2 separate regions of the Mus musculus genome follow, and region 2 is linked to region 1. The links are chromatin contacts, found by Hi-C or POLR2A ChIA-PET in ENCODE. All regions are on one chromosome and are shown on one strand. Each heading gives the region's core, a stretch centred on a gene start or an enhancer-like site at or near the end of the contact. The rest is flanking DNA. Distances are from core to core; before and after follow the strand shown.

The links. Hi-C counts contacts between places; a loop is a spot of excess contacts on that map. ChIA-PET counts read pairs that join two places held with the same protein, here RNA polymerase II (POLR2A).
Region 2: a loop to region 1 is called in a map of left cerebral cortex, with 12 times the contacts of the local background. The contact joins the promoter of Zfp101 here to the promoter of Zfp81 in region 1. A Hi-C loop is called at or near these places in 8 of 37 maps with a recorded cell type or tissue (gastrocnemius, heart and left cerebral cortex). POLR2A ChIA-PET finds 5 or more read pairs at or near these places in 1 of 5 experiments (embryonic stem cell).

Annotation. Positions count from the first base shown.
Region 1 is chr17:33,357,558-33,360,257 of GRCm38, reverse strand. It overlaps Zfp81 (zinc finger protein 81), which reads left to right and starts at 1,380. Exons shown (of 4, transcript NM_207541.1): 1 at 1,380-1,524. The coding sequence starts at 1,522.
Region 2 is chr17:33,393,227-33,395,926 of GRCm38, reverse strand. Zfp101 (zinc finger protein 101) reads left to right here and starts at 1,290. Exons shown (of 4, transcript NM_009542.2): 1 at 1,290-1,439. The coding sequence starts at 1,419.

The sequences.
Region 1 (2,700 bases), core at 131-2,630:
TCTTAACTTCTGAGCCATCTCTCCAGTCCATGTCCATTCATTTCTTATGTATAGTAAAATTCTTTCCTTTCTCTTTCCTAGCAAAGGGTGCTGGTTTTAGTTTGTGACCTTTAGTTTTGAGGTTTTGTTTGTTTGTTTGTTTGTTTTCAGAATGGTTTCTGTGTGTCCCTGGCTGTCCTGGAACTCTCTTTCCTTCCTTCCTTCCTTCCTTCCTTCCTTCCTTCCTTCCTTCCTTCCTTCCTTCTTTCTCTCTCCTCCTCCTCCTCTTCCTCTTCCTCCTCCTCCTCTTCCTCTTCCTTTTCTTCACAATGACCTTTAACTTCTTGCCTCCAAAGTCCTGTAATTAAAGGTCTGTACCACCATGCTAAACAATTTTAAGTTGTTTTTGTTTGTTTGTTCTTAGAAATCTTCATACTTTATTTTTGTGTCTGTATTAATTTACATTCTCTCTTAAAAGTTATAATGACTCTTTCTCCTATATCTGGTTTCATATATACTTCTTTTAAAATTTTAAGATTATTTTTATATGTGTATGAATGTATGTATGTGCACCATGTGAGAACCTGGTGCCTGTGAATTAAAAAGGTGATGAAGCTCTTGGAGTTAAGATGTTTTCAAACGATCGTGTGGATGATTGAAAGCAATCCCAGGGCCTCTGTAAGAGTAACAAGTGCTCCACATCTTAATATTCAGAAGTGGGACAGTGTATTCTACAGCCACATTGAAGTTCTAGCCGAAATAAACCAAATCCACAAACACTATTTCTAGGAGTTTGGTGAAATGCATCTCTAATCTTAACCACCGCACAAGTTCTTCATGTTGAAGATATATTCTGAATTCAGCATTCTCTGTACGTTATAAAACCCAAACACTGTACAGTAAGCAGCGTAATGACCACCTATAGTACAAGCCCAAAGAAGCGCTGGTGAGATGGGTTGGTTGGTAAAATGCCTGATTATCCTTCATGAGGATCTGCGTTTGGATCCCCAGAACCCACGTAAAAAGCCGGCCAAGCCTCTATCGCTAAAACTGGAGGTAGGGATGTGTGTCATTGGCTTTGTCCTAATGTCACTGAGTCCTGAATGTTCACAAAAAAAGTAGTGTGAGTAAGCGGAAAGGCACGAGGAACTCACACGAAGAACTAAATGTGTGCTCTAAAAACCCCGAAGTATATTCTCTTTAAATAGAATGACACCAAATATACTCCGGGTTTACTCCAGGGGTTTGGGGGAGCCAGAGTTAGGGAGGTTCTGTAGTCAGTTTGCCGGGTGAGTTCCATTTAAACGCGCTGAAAAGAGTTAAAGAGGCGGGTCGGTACCGTTCACCAATCAGGGACGTTGTTACTTTCCTGCATGAACTGCCCAATGAGGAGCATGGATAGTCAGAGGGTGCCGCCATTGCCGCCCTGTTTGAGTCCTGTGTAGCTCCAGGGAGGCAGGTGGTGACTTGGCCTGAGTCGCTGTCCCTTCTGCTGATTGTAGGCCCTTTAGGAAGCACACTGCTCGCGTGTGAAATCAGGAAATGGTGAGTGTGCCCTGTGTTCCTGGAGTCGTGCGTGGCACGTTGGTGACATCGCGGAGGCTTTGTCCCTGTGTGGTGCCGCGGCACTGACGTTCGCCTGATTCTGTGCAGGAGTCTGTCACCCGCGCCCTCTCACCCACGTGCGTTTTAATTCCGTGCAGAGCAGGCAGCGGGGAGCCTGGGGTCTGGTCCTGTCGGTCCGGCCCTGCCCTGCCCCGCCCCCCTTCTGAAGCAGTGTCTTCTAGTCCGCTGTGCTCTCGGGTGAGACAGCGCCTCTCCAGACTGCATCGCTGGCGAGTTGGCGTGATGCTCTGTAGCATTTAGACTGTTGTGAGGGGCTTTGATAAACGCTGTTCGTTCCTTCCTTCCTTCCTTCCTTCCTTCCTTCGTGGGCATCGAACCTCAGGCTTTGCTCATTCTAGGCAATCCTTTTACCAATGAACTGTAAACCTATCCCGCATCCTGGTTTTTGCTGTTAGCGTTAATGCAGGAGGATTTGTTTGCTCCCTCTGGGCTGAGAGTGGGAGGAATGCTCCGGCTTGCAAGGAAGAGAGGATTTTCAATTTGCTTCAAAATTGTTTGGATTCACCAACCAATTGGGCAATTAATTGTCTAGGCACAGGTGAAATTTGGGGGAATTTTTTTTTTCTTCTAGCATTGCTGGCTGTAAAAAAAAAAGCATGAGATGGGATGAATAATTTAATTGTAAAAACAAACAAAAACGTGGTAGATTCTTTGGCTGTGGACTTGAACAGAAGGGATGAGAGGGTTATATCTGTTTCTATCTCATCGTTATGAATATTCGTAAGTTGTTTATATCCTCTTGATTTAATTTTAGCTTGTTGTATGCGACTCAGAATCAAACCATTTCTTGCATATATTTCTTTTCCTCGTGGGGGGTATTTTTTTCAAAATACTACCAAATGGTCCACTGCTTTTCTTTTTTCCTGTCTTTTTTTTTTTTAGTCTCTTGCAACCTCCCCTAATTTATGACTTTATTAATTTGTCTCTTCCCTCTTTTTTGTTAGCTTGACTACAGTTTTGCCTATTTTACTGTTTTTTAAAAGAACCATTTCTGAGATTGACATTGACTGTGTGTATTCTTTGAGTCAATTTCAATAATTTTTCAACTTATTTTTTACTTCTTGCTGTCTTTTGCTCTTAAGTCTGACATTTTGT
Region 2 (2,700 bases), core at 41-2,540, 36 kb before region 1:
TTCTGATGCCAGTGAAGGAATGGACATGCTAGCAAGGCTAGGGCAAGCAGGCAGGAGCAGAAGCTTCCTCGTCCAGCTCTAGCAAAGCCTGTAGCCTAGATTAGAGCTGATTCAAGGTTTGGTTCAAAGGCCTGGGACTCCCTACCTCAAAGGTCCAGACCTGAAGCAGAATCACCGACTCCAAAGCAAGCAAAAAGTTCTCACAGGTATGTCCTCCATTCCCAGATTTGATTTCATGACTAACAGAGTCAAGTTGACAACCAGAAAAATAATCATCACAGGACTCAAGAAGAAATTTGGAGGTGGGAACTGAAGTAGAGGTCATGGGGAAATACTGCATGTTCACTCTCCCTTTTTATACAGCCTAGGCCTATCTACCTAAGTATGCATTAATACAGTAGATTGGAAACCCCCCCCCCCCCACACACACACATCATTCTTTAATCCAAAAATATTCTACAGTCTTGCCTATAGCCAATCTAATGGAGGCATTTCTAAGTTGAGTTCCCTTCTCTCAGATGACCCCCACTAACATCAAGTCGACAAAAGGCCAACCAGTACCGGAGCGAAAGCCTCTTCTTTGCTTACAAGTTTTTTTCTATTTACATTATTAATTCATATATGTTGCTTTCTGCTCTTGGCTTGGTTTATAGTAATAATGTTCAATACCCAGAAGTAGTCCAAGTAAAGCCTGTAAGAAGAGACATTTGCAAAAGCATATGTCTTTATCAAACGTGTTTTAAAATATTATTTCTTCAGACAAAGCTTTAACATATTTGTACAGGTTTCTTTCAAACCTGGGGCTCAATCAACATTTTAAATCTTAACTTTCAAAAAATATAGGTGCAAAAGTCCATTTGCCTCATCTCAGATTCTTAAGTTGGCACTCATTATTGGCACTGTCCTCTCCTGACCGGGTAACCTTCTCTGTTTGGGGTCATGGGTTTTCCTTTCCCTACACTGAGTCTGGGATGTCCAGAGCCAATCTGTAGCGCTATTTTATGTGAAACAGTAGAAGCCCACTGAGTACACGACAAAGCGAGTGCGTGCACTAAAATCCCAGAAGGCGTCGTGCTTAAATGCAAGGATCCCACATATTTACTCCAAACGGAACGTCTGGGTTAAGATTGGGTGTTGCTCTATCTTTTTTTTTTTTTTTTTTTTCCCCATTTGCGTCAAGTATGGGAGAGGTTGTTGATCCTGCTACTCACGAATAAGAAGGCGGGTCCAGCATCTTTCGCCAATCAGAGCCGCTGTTACTTCCTTGCTGGAACTGTCAAATGAGGAACACGGATGTTCTGAAGTTTCTGCCCCTGGCTCCATTTTTGAATCCCGTGTAGCTTTTGTGAGGTGTTGTGACAGCTGGTTTCAGTCAGTGCCACCTATTTTGTCGGCAGGCTCTTCCGAAGGACCCCCGCATGCGTCCGAAGCTGGAAATGGTGAGTACACGGTTGCTCCCGGAGTCGTGGGCCGCGGCTTTGACGTAGCCTGGCGCAGCTTGGCACCGCCGACCCGACGTTCCTCTGGCGCTGTGCTGCAGTTCGAGGTGGAGCTTGGCACCGGCGGAGCCAGGAGTCGGAGGCTCCTCCTGCCCTGTCGCTGTAAAACTGCTTTATCCCAGTCCCTTGGCTATCATGGGGAATGAGCTCGGTGGTCCTGCACCCTGCAGACTTTGCAGCGCTCACGGGTTGGTGATGCGGTCTGGTCAGTGTAGTGAAAGGACGTGGGTGTTGAGCGTTACTGCTGGTCTGACCTTGCACTTGCGTTTGGCCTGCTTTATTGTTTTCTGAGGTCTCCTTGATTTTGTATTAGTTTTGCTCTAGGCTGCTTCTCCAAAGAGAAGGAATATGTAATGTGCTTTTGGTGGCAGTGGTGCTGGTGAGTTTTTGATTGGTTGATTTCTTTGTTTTTCAGACAGGGTTTCTCAGTAGCCCTGGCTACCCTGGAACTCACTTGGTAGACCAGGCTGGCTTCGAACTCAGAGATTCTCCTGCCTCTGCCTGTAATGTGTGTTTGTTTGTCTTCTTTCCTTTCTTGGAACTCATTACGTAGACCAGGCCTACCTTGAACTCAAGAGATCTGCCTGCTTCTGCTTCCTGAGAACTGCAGTTTAGATGCGAGCACCATCATGCCCTACAAGGTGGGCTCCTTAATTAGTATTTACCAAGATTACAGTCCTCTAGAAAAATATTAACATCTTCGGTTGTTTCCTTTGCCCTTATGTAAATCGTTTTTCTAGACAGTGTAATTTGCGACTAGGGAAAGTGTGGACAGGGGCCATCTGGGAGAAAAACATACGTGTCTTCTATCTTCTGGATGAGGTATTTTTTTGAGAGTTGGTTTGAGTGCACAAAACATTTCAAATTTTATTAGTGTTGTTCATGTGTGGTGAGCCAATCTTTGGGCTCCCGTGCCATAGTATATACTGTGCAGGTCAAAGGACTCCCTTGTGGGGTTGGAGTTGGTTCTCCTGTCCATTCCCTGGGTTCAGGGATCAAACACAGGTCACAACGCATGCTTGACGACTGCTTTTGCCTGTTGACTCATTTCTTCGGCTTCATTTATTTTTACTTTTACTTTTATTTTAAAACCGGGTTTCATAGATCCCTGGCTATCATGAAACTCCATATGTAGATGACCTTGAACTTGGGATCCTCCTGCCTTCAGGTTTTAGGATTTCAAGGCATGAGCCAGCACACT